5 separate regions of the Mus musculus genome follow, and all the other regions are linked to region 3. The links are chromatin loops, found by intact Hi-C in ENCODE. Cell type or tissue: heart. All regions are shown on one strand.

The links. A loop is a pair of places that touch in the nucleus more often than their neighbours do. Peaks named below come from ENCODE experiments on the same cell type or tissue, not always from the same donor. Only the 100,000 strongest peaks of a DNase experiment are listed, where the experiment ranks them.
Region 1: a loop joins it to region 3, with 2.1 times the contacts of the local background. A loop is called at or near these places in 3 of 42 quality-filtered maps.
Region 2: it touches region 3 in a loop (2.1-fold over the local background); 8 of 42 quality-filtered maps call a loop at or near these places.
Region 4: it touches region 3 in a loop (2.1-fold over the local background); 4 of 42 quality-filtered maps call a loop at or near these places.
Region 5: a loop joins it to region 3, with 4 times the contacts of the local background. A loop is called at or near these places in 15 of 42 quality-filtered maps.

The regions. Positions count from the first base shown.
Region 1 is chr16:96,388,151-96,393,150 of GRCm38, reverse strand. Igsf5 (immunoglobulin superfamily, member 5) reads right to left here. Exons shown (of 9, transcript NM_001177887.1): 6 at 2,107-2,131. Among named protein-coding and RNA genes, the nearest start is that of Igsf5, 29 kb to the right of the region's middle. In heart, a CTCF peak has its summit at 1,903 (motif pointing left); no DNase peak of the experiment used is centred here.
Region 2 is chr16:96,669,638-96,674,637 of GRCm38, reverse strand. Dscam (DS cell adhesion molecule) reads left to right here. Exons shown (of 33, transcript NM_031174.4): 20 at 840-973. Among named protein-coding and RNA genes, the nearest start is that of Gm32509, 47 kb to the left of the region's middle. In heart, CTCF peaks have their summits at 2,633 and 2,836 (motif pointing right); no DNase peak of the experiment used is centred here; H3K27me3 peaks cover 250 bases.
Region 3 is chr16:96,608,945-96,613,944 of GRCm38, reverse strand. It overlaps Dscam (DS cell adhesion molecule), which reads left to right. Exons shown (of 33, transcript NM_031174.4): 31 at 3,456-3,653. Among named protein-coding and RNA genes, the nearest start is that of Gm32509, 110 kb to the left of the region's middle. In heart, a CTCF peak has its summit at 2,928 (motif pointing right); no DNase peak of the experiment used is centred here; H3K27ac peaks cover 251 bases.
Region 4 is chr16:96,531,435-96,536,434 of GRCm38, reverse strand. No RefSeq gene overlaps it. Among named protein-coding and RNA genes, the nearest start is that of Pcp4, 66 kb to the right of the region's middle. In heart, a CTCF peak has its summit at 2,595; a DNase peak (open chromatin) is centred at 2,554; H3K4me3 peaks cover 611 bases; H3K27ac peaks cover 346 bases; H3K27me3 peaks cover 2,446 bases.
Region 5 is chr16:96,355,970-96,360,969 of GRCm38, reverse strand. No RefSeq gene overlaps it. Among named protein-coding and RNA genes, the nearest start is that of Igsf5, 3.3 kb to the left of the region's middle. In heart, a CTCF peak has its summit at 2,819 (motif pointing left); a DNase peak (open chromatin) is centred at 2,869; H3K4me3 peaks cover 613 bases; H3K27ac peaks cover 408 bases; H3K27me3 peaks cover 367 bases.

The sequences.
Region 1 (5,000 bases), 220 kb after region 3:
TCCTGTGAGCACACTAGCTATCATGTATTCCTGTGATCACACTGGCTATCATGTATTCCCATGAACACACTTGCTACATGCATTCCTGTGAGCACACTGGCTATCATGCATTCCTGTGAGCACACCAGCTATCATGTATTCTTGTGAACACACTGGCTACCATGCATTCCTGTGAACACACTGGCTATCATGCATTCCTGTGAACACACCAGCTACCATGTATTCCTGTGATCACACTGGCTATCATGCATTCCTGTGAGCACACTAGCTATCATGTATTCCTGTGATCACACTGGCTATCATGTATTCCCATGAACACACTTGCTACATGCATTCCTGTGAGCACACTGGCTATCATGCATTCCTGTGAGCACACCAGCTATCATGTATTCTTGTGAACACACTGGCTACCATGCATTCCTGTGAACACACTGGCTATCATGCATTCCTGTGAACACACCAGCTACCATGTATTCCTGTGATCACACTGGCTATCATGCATTCCTGTGAGCACACTAGTTATCATGTATTCCTGTGATCACACTGGCTATCATGTATTCCCATGAACACACTTGCTACATGCATTCCTGTGAGCACACCAGCTACTGTGTATTCCTGTGATCACACTGGCTATCATGCATTCCTGTGAACACATCTGCCACCATGTATTCCTGTGAACACACCAGCTACCATGTATTCCTGTGATCACACTGGCTATCATGCATTCCTGTGGACACACCAGCTACCATGTATTCCTGTGATCACACTGGCTATCATGTATTCCTGTGAACACATCTGCTATCATGTATTCCTGTGAACACACTGGCTGTCATGTATTCCTGTGAACACATCTGCTATCATGTATTCCTGTGAGCACACTGGCTATCATGCATTCCTGTGAACACACCAGCTACTGTGTATTCCTGTGAACACACCTGCTACTATGTATTCCTGTGAACACACCAGCTACTGTGTATTCCTGTGAACACACTGTTTATCATGTATTCCTGTGAACACACTGGCTACCATGTATTCCTGTGATCACACTGGCTATCATGCATTCCTGTGAGCACACTGGCTATCATGTATTCCTGTGAGCACACTGGCTATCATGCATTCCTGTGAGCACACTGGCTATCATGTATTCCTGTGAACACACCAGCTACTGTGTATTCCTGTGATCACACTGGCTACCATGTATTTCTGTGAACACACCAGCTATCATGTATTCCTGTGATCACACTGGCTACCATGTATTCCTGTGAACATACCAGCTATCATGTATTCCTGTAAACACACCTGCTACTATGTATTCCTGGGAACACACTGGTTATCATGTATTCCTGTGAACACACCAGCTATCATGTATTCCTGTGAACACACTGGCTACCATGTATTCCTGTAAACACATCAGCTATCATGTATTCCTGTGAACACACCAGCTATCATGTATTCCTGTGAACACACCTGCTACTATGTATTCCTGGGAACACACTGGCTATCATGTATTCCTGGGAACACACTGGCTATCATGTATTCCTGTGAACACACCAGCTATCATGTATTCCTGTGAACACACTGGCTATCATGCATTCCTGTGATCACACCAGCTACTGTGTATTCCTGTGAATCTGGACTCAGTTCCCTCAAAAGTATTTGCAGCCACTGTGAATGGTTATGGAAATGGGAGAAATTTTTCATTCTTCTCTTCTCAGTGCTGGGACAAGCCACTGAATGCACCTAATTTTTCTACTAGAACAATACCACATACCTTATAGGCATCTGTCTGGCTTGGCTTGCTGTCCTGCAACAACTCTCAAGTCCAAGTGCAACTTCTGCAGGTGCCTGACTTAATGTAGGCAGGACCACTGCCAACAGTCACAGTGTACAGTGTCCTCTTGTGGAGAGAGTTGCAAATGTCAGGTGATCAGGGGACAGTTCACCTACCTATATTGGTCTCTGTTATTCTACAAGTAGGGTTACTTTATAAATTTGTAATTGGCATGTTTTTCAGAGTATTCTATATCAGTACTTATTGAGTGCTATAAACACTCACACCCTGTTGCCCCCTGCTTCTGACTTACCTTTCCATTTTACCTTTCTTACCTTATTTCATTTTGATAAGTAGATTCTGAAAAATAAAGAGGGAGAGAAAGTCCCATTAGCAAAATGAGGATAGGGGTTCTAAAAATAAATTCTCACTGATTTTTTAATTGACTCCCTGACTTTGAAAATCCTCGCTTAGACCCAGTTTGTATGCAAAGCGACCCTGCACTGAGTTACTAAATGATTAAGCCCAAAGAAAATAGGTTCAGTATCAGAAAAATAAATACTCTATAGGTACTTGAAAGATAGTAGATGCCGCCCTGTATAACTAGTGAATACTAATTGACTTTGATAGCCAAGATTTTACAAGTTCCATCACCAAGAAACGTTCTAAGTAACAGAGCCAGTCACTTGTTTGGAGACCGCATCAGGGTGTAGATCTGAGTTCATTGCACAGCACATAAGCTTATACAGTCTTTGAACCAATCTCAAGACCCTAAATCGTTGGCCAGTCCTGTCTCGCCACACCATAACTGGTTGCTCACTGCATGCCAGCCCAGCAGAACCATATTCTCAAAGCATACTCTCATCTGACTTAGACACCAGTGTTATGGTACCTTGACAAAGAAGGAACCTTAAGTTTCTACATCTGAGTTCCTTAATGCTAGAACCATTTTCAATCAGGTTCGCATACAAGTTCACGTACAAGTAGTGTCAATTCAGACCATTGCCACACATTACACATACACACACATGTGGGGATGTGGAGGTCAACCTTGTGAAGGAAAAAGTGGGATGGAAAGCGAGGCACCAGAGGCTCCTGCTACTCCTTGAAAAGATTCCAGATCTGCCACGCACAGCATTAGATCTAAGATGGCTCCAAGAACACAGCATTAGATCTAAGATAGCTCCAAGAACACCAGTGAGACAGCAAAAAGGAACAAAAGCCAGGGTGGTGGCTGCTTCTCCGTCTTCACAGAAGTCATAATACAGAAGTCCTAACATGAAAGTTCTAACAGGTGAAGATGCTCCCCTCACTCCTTCTGAGTAACCCCATCAGGCAGGGCTTTCATTGGACACAGTGACTGTGTGGCTAGATATGATTTCCTAATGATTTAGGGTCTTGGGATGGGTTCAAATGCTGTATATAAACTTATGTGCTGTGCAATAAACTCAGATCTGCACCCCAATGCTGGTCTCCAAAGTCTCTGTTGCCTCTCATGGGCCTTTCACCTTGAAGTTACATTGTCAGAAGCCGACATAGGACAAGCTAAAAACTAGCAAGTGATCTTCCTGAGATGATCCACCTTGGATTAATAATCCATGGTGGATTTGCTCTGATAGGCAAGGCCTAGGAGAAAATCATTCTAGGAAAGATTCCTGCTATTAATATGCTTTTCCTGTTATTATTAAACATATATAACAATCACTAGGTATTAGCCTACCCTTTTGAGCAGATCTCTGCAGAAAAACAAAGATGCTACAAGATGTCTTGTAGTGGTGCTATATAGACAGCTTCTTAATTCTTAATGATGATCCTATAAGAACATCTAAAATCATATCAGTATTTATTAAGCTCTTTTATAGTGGGACTTCTATTAGGTCCTTTCTGACCTGCTATTAGGTCAAAACTGCTTTGAGGACTCTGCCAGTCTTCCTGTGTCACCAGTTAATTACTTCTGAAATAGTGAGCAGGCATCTACTACTCAGAGCACATTCCAAAAGGTTGTAAAGCCACTAACCAAATGTCATAAAAAGGGAACTAACAATTTATTATAGGTGCTAGGACAGAAGAATTTTGACTAGGTTTATCTGTACAAAACTTCACTAAGAAGTTAGTTATGTTTTTAAACTCTCCATGAACCTGTGGAGCTCAGACAGATGATGGATGTTTAGCCAGATAATTACTCCTAATGGATATGCATGTAAACATTCTCTGTTGTAAATTTCTATTTCAATTTATGATTTGAACTTATGCGTAATCTTGTGATGAACTTGCATGATATCTGGCATGTCTCACTGAGAGAAAGATCAATAGAAAAGAGTCAGTAGCTCACACCTGGTGCACACACTAAGTGATCACAAACTTAACAATGCAAGACAAGTGACAGACACCCAAACATTGAAACTCTGTTCTTAACAAAAAATAATTTAACGGCAGAAAGCATTCAAATCAGAGAAAAAGACATAGATTCAGCACTTAGAATGTTCTGAGCTGCCACATGTCAAATCATGCTTTCGAACTCAAGTTTCAAACTGTCAAACTCTAAGACAAACCATCCACCATTCTAAACCTGACCACCAAACCAGCAGCTTCCACACCGCTGGGGGTGTCTCTGCAGACTCAGTCCCAAACCCACAATGGAACATTTAGAATACCTCAGAATAGGAAACTGCCCTGAGGCGTGTTCCAACCGATGTTATTCTAGAAAAGCTGTTGCATGCTAAATGACACATCACCACAGCTGCCTGTCCTTACAAATAAGGACGGGAGTCCAGTAACCCAGGCCATCACAAAAGTCTGAGTCATCACTTTCTCAGGTATGGGAACAGCCTGGTCTCTGAGAGGAGTTCAGCAGGTCATAGTGCAGTGGTTCTCAACTACATTCATGCATACACACATATATACACATACAATTACACACATGCATATGTGTCCTGTGAACCTTTACTCAGGTCCTCATGTTGTGGTGACCCCAACCACACAATTATTTTCATAGCTACTACATGACTGTAATCTTGCTACTGTATGAATCCTAATGTAAACATCTGATATGCAGGATATCTGATATGTGACGCCCCCCTCAAGGGGTCGTAACCCAAAGGTTGAGAAGCACTGCCCTAGAGGAAGGGCCCTCTCTTCTCTGCACCCTGTGGTTGCTTTCTAAGACTGAAGGCCTCATTGCTTGGTTTCAGTTCTGTTTTGTGATGTTGCCATTACCTCTGCCCCAGCT
Region 2 (5,000 bases), 61 kb before region 3:
AACCATCATGGAGAGTATGCTGATGTATGACTGTATAGACTTAAAGATGGAGTGTGTGTGAGATAGAGTGTGTGTGTGGTATGTGTGTGTGTTTGCACAACCGACTGCCATATTGCTCTTCAGTAGGAACTGGAGGCTTTGTGCCCTGTGAGTATATCAGTCCTGTCTAGAATTCTAAGACCTCAGAATATAGGGATGTGCCTGGGCAGCTGTTGTGAGCCAATAAACAACAGCATTGGGTTCCTGTCATGCTCCTCAGCCCTCACCCCACCCCACCCTCACCCTTACCCCACCTTCACCCTCATCCCCAACTCTCATCCCACCCTCACCCCTACCCTCATCCCAACCTCACCCTCATCCCCAACCTTCATCCCGGACCTCACCCTCACCCCCAACGCTCACTCCACCCTCATCCCCACAACTCCTAACAGCATGACAGTTCACTTGAGGACAGGAAGATTCTGACACTTCAAAGGATTCTGACACCCACTGTCTCTAACCCTTCGTCTCTCTTATAAGGGGCCTGGCCCATCTGCCAGGTCTTATGCTCTTTTCTTGCTGTCTTTCCCAGTTTCCCTCAAGCCTTGGAGGAAGTGATATAGATTTCCCAGTTGTGACTGGGCACTCTACAAACGGTGCCTTGGTTGCCTTTTTTTAAAGATCCTATCTCCAAATAAAGTGTTAGGGCTCAGTGTATTGATATGGTTCAGTTATGAGGACACACTGGGATCCTGGACACTGGTGCTAGACCACTAGAGCAGTCTCTGGGAGGAGAGAGTGTCACCTGGGGAGCCATGGGAAGCTACATTCCACCCTGTGACTAACCCTGGATTTTCCAGTTCCAGGTCCTCCTGCCGGTGTCAAGGCGGCGGCAGCCTCGGCCTCCATGGTCTTCGTGTCCTGGCTGCCCCCGCTGAAGCTGAACGGCATCATTCGGAAGTACACAGTGTTCTGCTCCCATCCCTACCCTACCGTAAGTGGCGAATAACCAATAGCTTTCCCAGCATCTCCCAGGACCTCGCTGAGGATGCTCTTCCCTCGCCTCCCTCCCACTCGGCCTTCTTGGTGTTTTTTTCTTGTCATGTTGTCTCCACATGCAGAGCAAAGTCCTCATTTGCACCTCCCTCCAGAAGACTCCTGCTTTATTACGCGGGGCGCGGGCACTCGCCTAGAGCCCTTGTTTATCTGGCAGCTTCCCAGGCACTGCCAGCGGCTTAATCAAACTCCGAGTGCACAGGCCGTAATTGTGCCTTAATTGATAGTCAGTGGACAGCACCTATTGATTGCACTGCTAGGCTCCGCATTAAATGTCCTCCTTTCCTCCCTCCTTCTCCCCCACATGCTCCAGCCCACCCTCCTTCTCTGCCCTAACCCACACTGAGAAAGTACTATAGCGCTACCCCTGCTGCGCAAGGCAGTGGGGATCTGTGCCCTCTACAATAGCGGACTCAGCCTAGTAAAGGCGCCGAGGTCAGAATACACACCATTTAAAACTGGGCTATTTATTATCATTACTGTTTATGATGCTGGATAATAACTATCAACTTAAACTTTCCATGGGCAGATAACAAGGCATATCAGAAAAAGAGGGAATTTTGGAGAAAGGAAAATATAAAAAGAACGATTTGGATTTACAATGTTTTCACAAAGATTTTAAGGCACTGTCAAAATGAAGGAATCGTGCCTAATCCGTCTTTGTATCTATCTCCTGTTCCTGGCATAAAACTTAAAAACATGTAGAAGGCTATGGAAGTGGTTCAGCTGTGTTTTTGTGCAAGCGGGGGGGGGGGGTGAGATTTGGTCCCCAACACACACACACACACACACACACACACACACACACACAAATAATCCCAGCTCTGGAGAGGCAGAAATAGCCATATCTTTGAAACTTAGTGGGCATCCAGTCTGGCTGAGTACATGTGCTACTGTGTAGGGTTTCTATTGATATATACTGTGAGCAAAAGCAACTTGGGGAGGGAAAATGACTTCAACCTGTGCATCAGGCCTTATTTGTGCTGCCACTATCTCTGAGTTCATATGTGCATCGGACTTGTTGTGTCTGGAACACTGTTTTCTTAGAGTTGTCTACCCCTCTGGCTCTTACAGTCGTTCTTCTTCCTGTCCCACAAAGATCTCTGAGCCCTGAAGGAAGGAATTTGATAAAGACAGTCCACTTAGGGCAGAGGGCTCCAAAGTGGAGCACTCTCTGCACACTGTCCAGTTGTGAATCTCTGTGTTGATTATTATTTAGCTGGGTAATGTTCGACTTGCTTCTCTTGCAGAAGTCTCAGGTTCGAATCTTAGCATCCACATAGCAGCCCAAATACCCTGTGACTCAAGTTCCAGAGGATCTGCTGTCCTCTTCTGGCCTCCAAGGGCACCAAGTAGACAGGTGGTGCACAGGCATGCATGCATGCAAAACGCATCATCAGGATGTTTAACCTGAGGGAGGTTGAACATTGCAGTGACCTGTGGGTATAAAATATGTCATCAGGAGTGGTTTCATTGCTGTGTTGATTTTGCAGAAAAGTAGTTGGTTTTTCCAGGACCATGACATATCTAATCGCATGTTATCGGCCTCATTAACAGTATCAGGTGTGGGTTCCATCTCAATGAGTGGTTTGTTAATTCGGTGATATTTGTTCCACTATTACCTCAGTGGGCATACCTCGCAGGCAGATTGCTATTGTAGCTCACAGAGTATATAACCGGGTGAGAGTTATGATTCTTTTCTCCTCCAGGAGCATTCTTAGCAGCTTCCAGCACTGTGGATGCCGGAGTGTTCATTTTCTTTTTGAGACAGGAACATTTCTGCTATGTGTATTAATGGACAGCAGAGGGCAGCACAAGTTCTGGTCATTTTTCTTGTGCCTCAGTCTGGTGTTTTCATGCCCCCACCCCTTGAAATGATTTCATAGTTGAATGTAGAACATGGGAAGATAAATCAGGACATGGTGTGCCCTCTAATTTGATCTTCTTTTATGAGTCCCTTGGCGTAGCTCCTCGGCAATGTGTCCCCTGCCCCCCAAGTTCCCTAGCACAACTGTTCTTACTAAGACCTCCTTAAAAAGAGGTGTTTGTTCTCCAGTACACATAACACCTATTTAACAATAGGCAGCTATATCACTTTATCACTTTATTCTCCCAGTTCAGATCTGCGAAAGACAACATCACTAAAGACCTTGGATGTAGCCAGACATGTCGCATTAGCTGTAAATTAACCAGATTTGTTCTTCGGCTGTTTAAAAGCAGATCTAATAAAACATTCATCCACCTCAAAAAGTCCAGGAAATGCACTGAGACACCAGCTTTCCAACCAGAGAGAATGACAACACAGCCCCCAAGTTCATGTAATCAGAACCTCAGGATACCAGCTAGACGACAACAACAACAAACAAACAAACAACAATAACAATAACTCAACACTATTATGAACAATAAAAACCCAGAGAATTGTGATAACTTTTAAAAGTCTTATATTAGGGGCTAGAGTAGTGGCTCCCTGGTTAAGAGCACTTGCTTCTCCTGCAGAGGTCTCAGGTTCGACTCTTAGCACCCGAGTAACAGCCCACAAACACCTGTGACTCAAATTTCAGAGGATCTGATGTCTTCTTCTGGCCTCCAAGGGCACCAAGTAGGCAGGAGGTACTATTTCCTGAAGCTAAGTCCACATTTTTATATATAACCCTGACAACTATTTAAAGAATTATTGTATTAATTATTATATTAATTCCCTGAGAATTGTGCATAATGTATTTTGATCATATTTGCTCCCCAACCTAACTCCTTCCAGATCTATTCACTTCCTCCCTGCCCACTCAACTTCCTGACCTCTTTTTAAAAAATCCATTGAGTCCAATTTGTGCTCAGATACTCCTGGGTGTGGGCCCAGCCCCTAGAGTGTGATCTACCTACCAGGGACCACGCCTTTAACAAAAAATGTCTCTCCTTTTCCCAGCAGCTATTACCTATTGTCACTAGCTCCTCAGATGCAGATGGGACTTTGTGCTAGGATGTTGTCTGGTTTAAGTTGCATGCTGTCCCAAATGCTGCAAATTCGTATGAACAAATGTCAGGTCACGTCAAGAAAACGTGGTTTCATTACAATTATCTACTACCCCTGCCTGTTAAAGTCTTTCTGCTTTCCTTTCCATAATGATCCAGCCTTGGGAAGACTGAGTGTAGCATAGATATCCCATTTATGGCTGGGCATTTTGCAGTATCTCATTCTCTACACAACATCCAGTTTGTGGGTCTCTGTGTTAATCAACATTTACTGCAAGGAGACATTCCTCTGAGGAAGGTTGAGAGATTTGCTAATCTACAAGTACCACAATAAGTTATTAGGAATCAGTATAATACTATGCTTATTTATCAGAACAAGAGCAGTAGGTAGGTACTTCCCTAGGGCATATGACATATCTAGCCACAGGATCTTGGCACCTCCAGCCGTGAGTTCCATCTTGTATAGCACTGGTTTTCTAAATACTAACATCCTGAGCAAGAGGCCACCTGTATGCCACTTCCAATATGGCAGACCCAGCTCAACCTCATTGCCCCACCATTCCTGTTTCCTGGGGTTGTTAATATTCTAACCACACTCTTATCTTCCAACTAGAATCCAGACTTAGGTTTGATTACTTCTCTACCGATCCTTATCAGATTGGCTGATTCCTCTGTTTAACAAATGCAGGAAGGAATAGAACACCACCCTACACCACGCACTGAGCCAGGCTCTGGACTCATGCCTCAGCAGAAGCTGAAATACGCTGCGTGCAGCCAGGCTGTGCATTAGCAGCCTGTGCCAGCAAATGGCTTTCCTCTCTCATGCTCAGGGACACTGTGAGTTGGTATCAACTTAGCTCTATGCTCCATTCACTCGAGAAAATACCCAGGCAGGACTTATAACAGAAGAAACAAATTACAGAAAAATTGATGAGGGGGATTAAATGGTTCTCCAGAAATCACTGGCCAGATATCACTTAGAGTCTTACCCA
Region 3 (5,000 bases):
ACCACTGAGAATAGATGTTACTACATAAAGGACATGTGGGAACTAAAGCAGGCTTATACAACACACAGGTCAATATACATGAATGTGTGTACAAATACATATATCATATACATATCATGAGTTCTCATATCTACTCCTTTTTTGTCCGTAGATTCAACTCCCCCATACACCACACCCTAACAATACAATATAATAACTGATTTCCTAGCATTTACATTATACTGACTTTTAATTCACATAGAAATGATTTTTAAAAAACACATAGGAAGATGTGAGTAGGTTATATCCAAATAATGATAAAAAGCTTAAAACATACATTGAATCCTTATTACTACAACCCTGAATATATACTCTGTCACCCAGAATGGTACGAGAGTGTGCAGGAAGAAAATAGCTCCTGTGGGCAGGGTGATCCCATGATCCAATGCACCATAAACCCTGGATAAACGTTTGCTACTTAAGTAGGGAAATGATTGACTGTTATGCATGGGAAGGCCACTGAGGTCTCCGTGCATAGCTGAGGCCTCATCTCTGAGACCTGAGGACGGATAGCAGATGATTAAAGGAAGACTAATCCAGTGAGCATACAACACATGACATGCTTTGTAACCAACCTGTTACCCACACAATCCTCTCTGATCCTGAATTTGGGATAATTAAAATAATTTGATTCAATGGGCAGAAAACTTAATGCAGAATTAGACCCAGAGTTGAAAGGTCAGGAGTTATTTATACCCCTGTCCTCTAACTCATTGGCTGCTTGGCAAGCATGCTGCTTAATCACTAAGTTGTATTTATATTAGAGGCTTGGGAGGTTGGCAAAGAATCTTCCATGCAGGGGCAGAAAAATCCCTAGATAAGCAAAGTTACCATCGAGCAAAATCCAAGTATTTATATCGCTGTTGGAAGCGACCACATCAAGTTCAATTCAGATACAAAATAAGGGTTGCTAAAACCTGGTTATTTTTTTTTTTTTTTAAAGTGTGTCAGATATCCTTGCCTTCCCACATCCTGACACGATTCTAACCCTGGGACACCTGCGTAGCACAGAGCAGAACTGTGGCCTGCGGCTCAGAAAACTGGTACCATGACCTATATTTTCAACATTTATCAGGCCACTGCTAGCTCTGTCCTCATCCAGGGGGACTTGGGATAATGAATAGAATTAACTTGAAAAGAGTTGCAGCTCTGAATAGAAATTTTCCAAATAGGGAGGTCTCGGTGGGGAAGGAAGACCTGAACTCCACACTGAGAAACGAGCTTTCTAAGGCACGGAACCCGGGTGAGAAACTTGGAGACTTGAGAAGAGAGTTAGGGACTTTGAGTCTGCCCTAGCCCGGGCATCTATTCCGAGAGAGCACCCAAAATCCTCAACAAGTGTGGCTGCAATTTGAAACCCAAGGAATAAAAAATGAGATTCCTCAAAACTTACATAAGGGGCTGGGTAATTTTCTAGAAAAGACTCATTAGCATTTAAATAACAAGCTGTACTATTTAAGCTCCACTTATCAAGTCAATAGTGCCTGGAAGACATTTAGACTCCTACCCATGACACTGTTTTTCTCTCTGTGGAGGACCTCTCTGGAATGTTCCTCTTCCCTGGGAAAACTCGCAATTATCATTCACACCTTGTTGTGCACAGGGCTCCAACACTTTGGCATAGCTCGTTTGCATTCACATCAAAGACAGAAACTATCTTCTAATAAGGCCGCCTTCTATGGAATTTTTGCAAGAGATGAAATGTGCCCTTAAAAAAAAAAATCAATGTAGCCAAAAGCATGCAGCAGCACTGGGTCTTTTGATGACCCAGAGAATCTTAAAAATATTGATTTGGCCATCTTCTTTATGTTCCTCTCCTAAATCCTAGAATGATAGATTAGTTCAAAGACCAATAACTAGAAATCTGCAAAGGGGAAAATCTTCCACTTGCAAAGAAAGGCTTTTCCCTGATGCCCCGTGTCAGCATTTCATGTTCCAGTGGCAATTATGGACAAGCCACGGTCCTGTGCACACCCAACTACAGACCCAGACAGCCAGGATCAGGCCACATCTGGTCAAGTAAGACACAGTGCCTGAGCAGACGGGCAGAAGAGCTGTGTCATGCCTAAACTGCCATTGTTCATCCGTGAAGCGACTCCAGGCTAAGTACCAATCCCAACAATTACTGTGAGCCAGCCGTATAGACAGCTCTAAAGACAGACCCTTGCATCTACTCTGAAGAGACATCCGAGTTCACAGAAGTATGCAATTGGGCATAAGCAGCCATATCCAAAGTTGGGTCTCAGTTTGTTCCTTTGAAATAGCTGCACCAGTGCTGATCACAAAGTGGCCAGACTATGCCATTCTAAAAAGCAGAAAATTCAGAAGTAGAAAAGTCCCTTCCAGGACCCTGAACTACTTTCATTTGGAGTCCCAGAAAAATCACTCTAAGGAACAGAACACCTCCCCTGGTCCATGGAATTTCAGGAAAGGTAATACTCTGGCCTGCTCCAGGGCCCAACACACGTTGCTACTAATATGTCCCTTTTCTTAGTTCACCAGTGTTGAGCTAAGACCACACTACCCTATTCACCTGTTGACCTGAGTTCCAGACTTAAAGAAGATACAAGGCTCTGGCAGTAGCCCACATACACGTAGACCTTGACATTTTTCATAGACAGTTGACACATGCTATCCAGATATCATTTAGCTATTTGTTGTTCATATTAAATAGTCCATCCAAGTCTTCATCAAAGTTCCCATGATACTCATCAAGAGACATACTGTCACATGCTGAGAGGATGTTGGGACAGAAAAAAAAATGTGTTATTTTTGTCTCCAGGGGCTTCAGCTTAAATAACTGGATGGAAAGTACTGACTGAACTTAGAAGTAAACTTGAAACAAGGCTTCAACAGCCTTTGGCCATCCTGTACTCAGACACAATTCTTGGTTCTCCCTGCAGGGGGCAACCTCCTCCTGTATCTCTCTCTTCATAAGTCCAACAGTCTTATAGCATAGGGACCCACCCTATCCCCCCTGTGACCTCCTCATGACTGATTATGTATGCAATGACTGTTTTTTTTTCCAAATGAGATCATGTTCTATGATCCTGGAGTCAAGATGAGGGATATAACATGAGGTGGAGTGGGGAGCAGCGAGTAGATCAGTCTGCACCAGGGTAAATGAACCTCAGAAAGGAAATCTTGTTCAAACACATTTGGTCAAGTTTCCTTGTCTTATGGGAGGTATTGATATTTAAAAAGTTTGAATGGATGTTTTGGCCATTGTTAATGGCCACAAACAATGTTCTGATCTGAAGCTTCCAAACACAAACGGGGTATTCTTATGCTTATGGGATTTTTTAAAAATACTTAACTATCTGGCAAACTTAGTAAGTAGGTCATGAGGGAGATGACAGCTGCTTGCTCTGCTTGACCCCTGAAGACAGATACACAATACCCCTTATTTGTTGCAGATCCCACCACCAGGAGGAATGCAAAGGCTGGACCCACAGCGAGAAACCGGTACGCCAGCCAGTGGACGCTCAACAGACCCCATCCTACCATCTCTGCACACACCCTCACCACAGACTGGAGACTGCCTACACCCAGGGCTACAGGATCCGTGGACAAGGAGAGCGACAGCTACAGCGTCAGCCCATCACAAGACACAGGTGGGCAGTGCATGCTCCCTTCTTGGTCATAGCAGGGCTTCCCAGGCTCCGTGAGGAGGGAAGCCTGTGAAACCTCCTGCCTAACTTCTCTCATGAAGGTCACTTTCAAATGACAACCGTTTCTCTGAGAGTTCCCAGGCCAAGTGTTCGGCCTTCCCTGTGTGCAAGGCCTTACTGAGTTCTGCAGGATTGAGCAGAAATGCATCTCTCTCTTTTGCAGGTGTCTTGAATCTCCCACCCATTCTGCTCTCTCTCCCTGTAGTTCCTACCCAACAGAGAGAAAGAAGCACTCATACATCTCACCCACACAATGGCAGTAATTGCCGATTGTGCTCTGAGGGCGTCTGACCCACTCCCACCTCCAGGACTAAGAGCCTGAACTTCACATCCTTCCACAACAAGGTCACAGCACCCCTATAAGGAACACAGGCTGATCCTTCTGGCAATTAATCAGGTTGATTATAAGATAAACAAGCCACCAGGCTGCTGGTGTCAACCACTGAGGCTTCACTTCTGCGCATGACCTCCTCTAAGCTCTGAAAAGCTATATCTGAATCTAGTAGCTACAGAAAAATTTAATGCTCATTTTTTTTTCCTCTTCACAACACACTTCAAAAACAGGGCTCCAAAGGTGGCATGTCACTGTGGGGATTTATTTTTAATGTCCGTTATTTCTCTTAGAAGGTTCTCAGAGGTGACTTCAAAACTTTTCTGTAGATTTGAAACACAGAGACAACTTTGACTGAGGTGACATGGCCTTGTTGTAAGGCCTGTTTGCACTGGGTTTTGTCCTATTTTCTCGTTCCCATCAAGATTGGTAACAGCAAAGGATGAAACCTGGAGATCAGGGACTGTTCTGCCTTGTGAAAAAGTCAGTCTTCACTCTGTGTGTGTGTGTGTGGCGTATGTGTGATGTGTATGTGGTGTGTGTGTGTAAGTGTGTGATGTGTATGTATATGTGTGTGCATGGTGTGTGTATATATGTATGGTGTGTGTGGTATATGTGTAAGTGTGTGTGTGTGTGGTGTGTGTATGTGTGTGTGGTATTTATAAATGTATGAGGTATGTGTATATTATGTGGTGTATGTGTGGTGTGTGGGGTGTGCGTGTGTGTGTATGTGTGTGATGTATGTATGTATTGTGTGGTGTGTGTATGTATGTGTGGTGTGGGAGAGCACACACACATGTGGGCACTTGAACACATCCATTCATATGTACACACAAAGGCCAGAATTTGACATTGTCTTCTTCAATCACCCACATCTTACTTTTTGAGATAGGGCCTCTCACGGGCCCTGGAACTCACTAATTCAGCTAAACTGGTACCAGAAAGCCCCAGGGATTGAT
Region 4 (5,000 bases), 78 kb after region 3:
AGGGTAGTGTGGGTAAAAGGCTTAAGGTTAAATTTTCCTGAAGGCTGAGAACCTTGAAGGGGGCAAGAATAACTACCTACACATACACACACACACAGAGACAAAGACAGACAGAGACAAAGACAGACAGAGACATACAGACAGATGAAGGGAGGAGGGTACTGAAAATAGTTTGAGGGCAGAGGTAGCAGAATCTTCAATAAAAATAAATAACTAAAACCAGATAAATGTAGTCCTAGAAGAAGCAGAGACAACTTGGGGCAAGACAGAATGCCCCTGTGTGCAGAGAAATGTCCTCCCCAGAGAGCAGAGTCTACCAGGAAAGAAAACAGTGTTCTTGAAACACTGGAAGTTCACTCCTGCCAACCAGGAAGAAGAGAGTCAATGTTCCTGGGAGATTTCCAAGGAACCAAGGGAAAAGGGTGATGGTTTAAGTCCCTTCAGCCAAGCAATGAGAGACACAGGAATACATTTACATTATAGATTTTGCCCTCTTCCCTGAGGGTCATTTCTCCCTCTCTAGTAATCCCTAGATGTCGCCAGTTGTGCCCAGCCCAGCCCTGGAGAGCTCTCCATTTCTCAAGAGCATATTCATGTTTTCACAAATATGAGCCTCACGGTGACACATGGTGTGATTCCTTCCTGCTCTCTTCTACCTTCCTCAAAGATTCACATCTTCAGCTTCTCATTGGAATGTACCTTCTGGGAAAGTAGAGCCCAGTGTCTCCACATCCCAAGGACTTGGATCTGAGAAGGCAAATTGGCCACACCACCCTGCCTCACCCTCCTTGGCCCTTGTGGGGCTGCCTGCCCTTCAAAGTAGGGAAACAACTTTCAGTTGACTGAAAACTAAGTGTCCATTCCGGTCTTAAGAGATTGCTTTCTTCTGAGTTGTGAAAAACATGATGTAAACACAGCATATGCTCTGAAGGCTCTAGAATTCTTGGAACCTCCGAGTGTTGGCTCAAAATGCCCACACATCTCCCTCGCCATATGTCTTGGGTTAGTGTCGCCCAGAAGGAAACCTTGAGGCAAGGTTTTGCATGCAAGTGATTTGCTTGAAAGGCTGAGGGAGCATCTGGGGTGGGTGAAGTGTGGACATGAGTCAGGGAAGGAAGGAAGGAAGGTTGAAGAAGACTGGATCTTTGAGCAGACAACTTTGTGCAATGAAGGACTGCTCCCGCCAAGGATCTCTGGAGTCTCAGAGATGCTAATGATCAAGAGAGCTGGGTATTCATCTTCCGAGTCAAATCAGGCAGCAACCAGGAACTGAGCTACCAGTAATGCTAGTAACTTCCGGTTGCCCTGTGTGCAGGACATGGGGAGCATTGATACAATTGGATGCTCATGTTCTGGAGAGATATGGGCAGCTGTGAGCACATCTGCAGGAAACGTCACAGTACCAGTGAGAATCTGAAGAACTCATACCACAGATGTGCACCTATAAACCTTGTGACAGAGACTGCACTTTGTTCCTCTAGCTTCATCCTTTTGGGTGCCCCTCACCTTGTCCTCCCGAACCTGGAACTAAACAGAATGGCAATCCATCTAAACACGGGGGAAAGCTAGAACCCTAAGGATGGCTGAAGAAGGCTGTTCTGCCTCTGACCCACAACACGTCTGTAAAAGGCATCCCTTGAGGCTATTGAAGTAAAGGGTCCTTCTTGATAATGCCACTGTTACTCTGGGTCCAGGTTAATGTGCTGAGCTTAAATCTTAGCCATCTACCTTTCAACACACTCATAGAAGCTGTGCCCTGGAATACTAATGGGACAAGCCACCTTCTGATCTTCCCTCTGTTTCTGTTCCCAGGGAGTTTAAGCAATGTTCTTGGAACACCCTAGGAGCATGCCTAGAGTTTCCATCTCTGATGGAAAGCCGTAGATGGGTCTCATCAGCCTGGCAGAGTGAGTCCCTAGCAGAAGAAGTATTGACCCTACTGGACATCCTAGTAGGGCTTAGACTCAGCCATGGGCAAGCCATGTGTCTGACTGGCATCTTTATAAAATGCAGGGTTTAGTGAGGCCCTTGGAGGTCATTTCAGGTCTATAAACATGAATCATAGAAGGAGCTCAGTGAGGAGGATGGGGTGACAGAGGGAAGGGGAGCTGGAGTCAGTGTTGATTCTTCAGAAGGGAGCTTCCCACTGCCTCTCCTCATCTTGACAATCACAGAAGCTGAGCCCAGCAACCCCATGAAGAGCTCCACAGAGCTCCTTCACTGCCGCATACTTACAACGGTTATGAGTCAGTACTCCCCAACCCCGAGTCTTCTGCACCACTGTACTACCACCCCATGACCTCGGGAGCATGGAGAGGGCTGCACCCCTCCTCTAGGAGCTGGACTGTCCTGGGGAGGCAGGTGCTGCAGGAACAGCAGCAGCAGCAATGTAGGCGGAAACACACCCTACATCCACTCCTCCCCGAAGCTCTCAGCTCTGCAGTGGCAGAGATAACCACACCACAGCCCTGCTTATCAGCTTGGCTCAGCACCCTGATTGTGCAGGGGCTGCTGACTTGGTGGCGGGCAAGCCACACAAAATAGGCTGAGCTCCATCAAGCCGGAGAAAATTAGTGTTGACAGCCAGGGCTGGCTACAGGCCATCTCTGGAGCTCTCCTGCCACGATCTGGTCAAGCAGCTGCAGATGCCTCTGGCTTGTTGTAGCCATCGGCATCTCCTGAAGGGCTCCCAGCAGACTGTGGGGTGGTAATGCGGCTACGACTCCCCTCCTCAGAGATGAGGGCTGGTAAGACAGGGTCTGAGGTCACATGACTGGGGCCAGTTTTAATGCCAAGCAGATAAGTAATGACTACCCCCCATCCTAACCATTTGTTCGTCTGAGTAACTCATGTTCCCCCCTTTCAGGAGACCCCTCACTAGCTGAGCTGAAACATGATTAACACTAGTGTTAAAAGTGATCATTGCATCAAGACACAAAGGATAGGACACAACGCCACTGTTCGTATCCTGTTGTAAGGAAGTGACATACACCCAGTAGCTTCAAATAACACAAACTCACAGCTACTATTCTAGGGGGATAACTCTTAGTCTATAAGGCAGACTCAAGTTTAAGCAGGGATGGTTTCTCCCGGAGGCACTGAGATGATCCATCTTCTTGCCTCTCCCAGATTCTAGACACCAGCTGCAGTCCTCGGCTCATGTCTTCTTCCACAACCTCAAAGCTCATCCTGTTAACATCACTATTATCATCCGAGCTCCTTTCCCAACATGCATCCTCCTGGTTCCTCATAGAAAGACCCTATGATGCTGTGGAGTCTTTTCACCTCAAAATCCTGATTTTAGTCATATCCCGAAAGCACCCCCAACACAGACAGGAACATATTCACCAATCTTGGGGATTAAGGTGGCTCTAATTCTATTCTACCAATGAGATTTGGAGGCTGTAAATTCCAAACAGTGTGAATCACAGAAGGATGCATCAAGTTACACTCTGTCAGTCATAGAAGGATACATCAAGGGTACACCCACCAGACACAGAAGAATTCAAAGAGTCTTCTATATGGACAGGAACCATCCACAGGAAGCCACGTCCATGCTCAATGCCTCAAGTAGAGTTAAGAACGGAGTTCAAAGTCTTGAGGCTGAGAAATCTAACTTATGAAGGAGTCAGCCTCTTCCTTCAAGCTGTGTGACCTTGTATGCTCTTTATCATCTCTGAGCCTCCATTTCCTCGCCAATAAAATGGGGACACTGTATATTCCATGAGACAATCAACACATGTCAAGTGTGTATCAACTTACTACAACCTGACTTACAGAAATTACTCCGCACAGATGGCCCATTTAGTCTCTGCCTCTGGTGGTCAGATGTTCATTTCACATGAAGAGAGAGAGAGAGAGAGAGAGAGAGAGAGAGAGAGAGAGACTGAGGCCAGAGGAGGCTGACAACAATAGTTGCTGAAGCCTGGTTCCACTGTTCTCATATTCTAGGTGTCCACAGTAAGGCTGATGAATAGAGGGAAGGGGCAACCTTGTTCTCAGAAGAAGAATACGTGCAGAAGGCAGTGTGCAGGACCTCAGGATTGGAGCACAGAGATCCCTGCCAAGGCAGCCACAGCTTCCAGACATGCTTAGTCTCTAGGGAGAAAACATAGGGAAGCATAGACATGTGCCCGAGTTCTGCCATCTATCCCTAATATCTATGTTTATCCATTGCAAATAGGATGTCAAGAAAATGCATACTATGGGGACTTTGCACAACCTTCTTCAGACAGAAGACAGAAGGATACTGGCTGCTGTGACCTCGGATAAGCCAATGTTTTCCTTGGCTGGTTCCTAGAGGAAAGCACAGGCTGTTTCCCTATCATTTTGCCTCTCCCATCAGATATGAGGGAGAGAACAATGCCAGTACAGAGCTCACCACGCTAACTCATTCACTCACTACTGTTGGCAGTGCTAGCGAGAGAACCTAAACCTCATGCAGACCAGGCAAGCCTGTTACCACTGAGCTACATACCCAGCCATCTTCACTCTTGCTAAAGTGTGAAGTGTTTAAAGAGCATCCCAACCAATAAAACAAATGTCCCTGACCTTGTGTAGAAGGGACAAGAATGAATCAAAGTATCTCACCAAAGCTTGTGAAGCTACAATCAGCGCCATCAAGGGGAATATCCCATGGATGGAGTCTGCAAAAGAGGAGCTGGGACAGATGTGAAGGGGGACAGGGGTGAAAGAAACCAGTTTCATCTGACCCAGGTCATCCAGACAGATTACATCTCCCAGCTGTCCTTTCAAGCTGGAGAGGCTGTTCGTTAGCTATTAGAACCGACGTATGTTGTTGCAGATCTGACCCCTCACAAACCTTACATATGGAAAATAGAGTTGACCCGAGGTCCCTGGCATTATCTCTGTTTCAAACAAACCATAAATTTCTCCCATGAACAGGTACTCAGAGCTGGAAGTTACTCTCTCCCACAAGTCAGTTTTACCTCATCCACCTCAGGAAGAAGAGTATCGGATCTGAACCAGAGAAGGGTGTG
Region 5 (5,000 bases), 250 kb after region 3:
TGTTCTGTGATTGAAAGTCCACCATGGAACCCGTCTTTCAAGGGAAACTGAATCTGGTTTCCCTGGCCGGCGTCATGCACATTTGTCTCAGGATAAACTATCCCTTCCTCCCTTTGCAACTAGATAGAGATCCTTTTGTCTGCGGATCTCATTTCCCTGCAGAGCGTTTGTAACACCTCCCCGCAGGCGTCTCAGCAGCACCAGGAGGAAGGAGCCTGGATAGAGGTCCCCTCCTGCCAGCCCCTAGAAGTCCAAGTGTGCACTGTGAACCCCACTCCTGCCAGCCCCCAGAGAAATGAACACGGACTGCAGCCTGGAGTCCTTCCTGGAAGACTGAGCATGGACCGTGACCTCCTCCTTCCAACCCCCATGAGACCCTCTCTCTCAGAGATGCTCCTATTCCAGAAAACACTACCTAGGGATCTTTACAAACATGTCTGAAGGTCTGCTGTCCTGAGGCACTGTGTGCGTTTGAGAGATTTGCGTCAATTCTACGTTTGAGCACAAAGAGAAACTTTTCATGATATTTTTGGCCCTTGCTATTTTAAATTGACAAAGTTCAAATCTGCATAACACATATTCATGAAGCAATTCAGATGCCAGGGAGGTTTTAAAGGAAAGTGGTGGGGTTGCGGGGGACTGGGAAGCCCCAGGAAACCAGGACTGGCCTCAGATGGATGTGGGCATGCTAGGTGGTCAGGGAAAGAAAGCTGGACTGAGGAAACGGCCAGTCAGTCCTTGGGCAGAGGGAATAATGTGCATCAGGTAGCCTGTAATGACAGGAGGACTGGGATCCTGTGACATAAAGAGGTCAGAAGGTCCTGAATGCAGGGGCAGAGCTGGGGTGGTCTCAGATGTGAGCACAGAAGGTCCCAGAAGGTCTGGCTAGGCTTGGTTTTTATATTCAGCTATACAAAGGCACAGGGGGAAATCCATGAGAAGCTTGGGACTGGGAAAGGACCTCAGAGGTGTCTAAGTTCTTAGAAGGAACTCTTTCGTCCCTCAGCTCTGGGACACGAGTGTGCCTATGAAAGTGTGAGTAACAAGCATTCTTTTTGAGCTCTTTGATGATTCTGCTCCAACATCATGGCGGTTCCCTCATTAACTGAGGCATTAAATAAAACCTTCAGCACGTGTTTCACTACAGACTTTCAAGACAGCCGCCATTTTATCTTTATTTTTTCTCCTGAGGAATTTATTTATTTATTACATGTAAGTACACTGTAGCTATCCTCAGATACTCCAGAAGAGGGAGTCAGATCTCATTACGGATGGTTGTAAGCCACCATGTGGTTGCTGGGATTTAAACTTCGGACCTTCGGAAGAGCAGTCCGGTGCTCTTACCCACTGAGCCATCTCACCAGCCCCAAGGAATTTATTTATACGACCACTGGAGATGTTTTTGTTTTTAAAAATTATGAAATAATTGAGCCAATGTTCAACTCTATCCTGCCACCAGAAATACCAATTTTTTTAAAGTTTGCATTTTATTCTATATGTATGAGGGTTTGCCTAGATGTTTGTATGTTGTTATGGTTTGGTCCAGGAACAATGACAACTATTAGGAGGTATGGTCTTATTGGAGTAGGTGTGGTACTGTAGGCGTGGGCTTTAAGACCCTCATCCTAGCTGCCTGGAAACCAGTTTTCTCCTAGCAGCCTTCAGATGAAGATGTAGAACTCTCAGCTCCTCCTGCACCATACCTGCCTAGATGCTGCCCTGCTCCTGCCTTGAAGATTATGGACTGAACCTCTGAACCTGTAAGCCAGCCCCAATTAAATGTTGTCCTTATAAGAGTTGCCTTGGTCATGGTGTCAGCTCACAGCAGTAAAGATCTTAACTAGGACATACGTGTACTACATGCCTGCAGCACCCACAGAGACCGGAAGATGGTGGCAGATCCCTTGGACTGGAATTGTGGGTGGTTGTAAACTCTCTTGAGAATTCCAGAAACCAAATCGTGTTACTCTACAAGAGCAGCAAGTGTTCCTAACCACTGAGCTGTCTCTCCAGCCCCCAGAAATAGAAATTGTATAATGGGTTCAATGTCACACAAAGGAGAAACTGAGAATCCTCTATAAACTCACCATCCCACATAAATAAGCTTTATGAATTTTTAATGAGAAGCTTTAATTATTTTTCTTATTAAAGATGTGATTCACGCTTACTACAGGAAATAAGAAAATACAGGAAAGCAAAAGGAAGAAGTTATTTTTATGTTTTGTTTTATATTTATTGTGTGTATCTGTCTCATAGGTCAGAGACAATTTGCAGAGGTCACTTCTCGGCTTCTACCAAGTGGGTCCTGGGGCTCTAACTCAAGTCCTTGAGTTTAGCAGAAGCCTTTTACCCACTGAGACTCATCACTGGCCCCAAAAGGAGGAAATTTATGAAATAGAATATGGCTGAGACCACCACACTATGGCAAACACTATGGATAACCCAGCATATATCTGTTTTAAAATGTAAAAGTGTAGCAACTTAGTAACCAGTTTCTAACTCTTTAATATATTATAATCCAGGGGCTGGAGAGATGGCTCAGCAGTTAGCACTGGCTGCTCTTCTAGAGGACCCAGGGACCCAGGTTCAATTGCTGGCAGCTCACAAACATTTAGTCCAAAAGGTATCTGATGCCACTCTCCCCTTTACTTTTATTTTGAGATAAATTCCAAGTTTCCCAGACTCCCTTAAACTCATCCTGTAGTCCTGGCCAGGCCCTGGACTTGGATTCAGCCTGCCTCAGCCAGCTGAGTAACTGGAATTACACATCAGCACCCAGCCAGGCCCTAAGGAGTCATTCTTAATGATTAAGCATATTCTGCCCTCTGGAGGCAGCATGAGGAATACGTTCCACCTTCTGGCCTTCCCCTCCACGCCCCACCCCCGCTCCTCCACGTGCTGACCTCACAGAGTTCTAATACTCGCCACGCCCAGCTTGCTTACGGCTTTTATTAGTGTAAGCAACGAACACTGTAAGAAGTGAATCAGAGAGGAAGGTACATGGAGTGACTTCTTCAGGGTCAATTCTGGGGAAAATGCAGTTGGCGCTATAAGGTTAAACGAAAGCTCAGTGGTCGGCAGGAGTCAGGGAAAGAGCTGAATCGGTAACGTGTGTGTGTGTGTGTGTGTGTGTGTGTGTGTGTGTGTGTGTGTGTGTGTGTGTGTGTGTGTGTGTGCGCGCGCGCGTTCGTGTGTTAAAATAGGGGCTTCCTGCTCCATGTGAGGGTGTGATTTGAATGCATGTCACAATACAAGTGTTTGTCCAAACACAGAGTGTCTCACAGCCAGAATGAGCCCTACAGTAAAACCCAGGTGAGTCTTATTTCTTGCCGGTTCTTCTTGAGGCAGCAGAGAAGGAAGCGACTTTGTCTTACAGAATATTTAGGGTTGCTGTAAATAATAAAACGTTTACTTATCTAATTTACTATGCTACTGTAGCTGACCTGCCTTCTGTGTTCTTCTGAGGCCAGAAACTTCAGTCTCTGGCACTTAGCACCTCATCCTAAAACAGCAGAAGATTAAGTAAAGGATTAATTGCTAGAGCCTTTTCCCTATTGTCCAGATGCCTCTTGCTTGTCAGGCTAGGGGGAAGTTTGGAACCTTAAACTGCTATTGAACCAGAAGAAGAGGATGCCACTTGCAGAAGGAAAAACTTTTACATAAGCAAATATGTATAATCTCACATAAAATCACATACAGGTTCACCCATGTGCATTTATACATTTCTATTCAGATCAGATGGGCTCAGCTTGCATGCATTCACACAATTACACACACACACACACATCCATACTTACATATGCATATGGAGAAAAAGACCAAACACTGATGCAGAAAGAACTCATTCTGGATGAAAAATGAGCTCCAATCTTTATTACATTGCAAAAGAAAAAGCTTCTACCCTTTTATTACTAAGTGAATTTAACCCAAGTTTGTAAGAAGAAAGTTTTGTTCTTTTAATAAGACTAAGTCTGCCTTGTTATCAACAAAAGACCTTTTCTGTCCCATGGTAAGGAGGAGCCTGCCTGCTCCTTCTGCTCTCTGCAGCTTCTTCTTTTTTCCTCTTTCCCTCTGCATTCTGCACGTTGCTCTCTTAGTTTTTTATGTTACCTATAGTTTCTAAGCTATTCCACTCTGCATCCTCCTTCTAATCTTGCTCTCTCCTCCTGCTCTGGTGCCAAAATAATGCTCTAACTCTCAATCCCTTTTCTGTGAAAGCTATGCCTATACTTGAAAGTTCTTCTTAAGTTCAGCTCTGTCTAAAAAATTCTCCTCAGCTCAGTTCTAACTCTTCTCTTTTGTCTTCAGCACTTATACATCTTTCAGAATATATGATCACATGTTAAAAAGTTCCTCACAAGTTCGCACATCAAATCATAAACTGAAATAGAAGTTTACAACAGAGAATGTCTACATGCATATCCATTAGGAGTAATTATCTGGCTAAACATCCCACACCTGTCTCAGCTCCACAGGTTCACTGAGAGTTAAAAAACATAACTAAGTTATTAGTGAAGTTTCATGTTCATGTTCAATATTTTATCTTCTGTCCTAGCACCTATAATAAATCACTAGTTCCCTTTTTATGACCTTTGGTTAATAGTTTTACAACCTCTTGGAATGTGCTCTGAGTAGTAGAAAGTCTGGTTACTATCTAGAAGCAATTAACTAGTGACATATGGGAGACTGGTAGAGTTCTCATTTCTGTTTTGACTATCAGAAAAGGACCTAAATGGAGTCTTAGTATAAAGACCTTAATAAATACTGATATAATTTTAGGAATTCTTATAGGATCATCATTAAGAATTAAGAAGTCATCTATTTGTCTAAACAGCATCACTATAAGACAGTAATACATCTTTGTAGTTCTGCAGAGATCTGCTCAAAAGGGGTGGGCTAATACCTAGTGATTGTTATATATGTTTACTAATAACAGGAAAAGTATATTAATAGCAGGAATCTTAACCTAAAATGGTTTTCTCCTGGGCCTTGCCTACCGG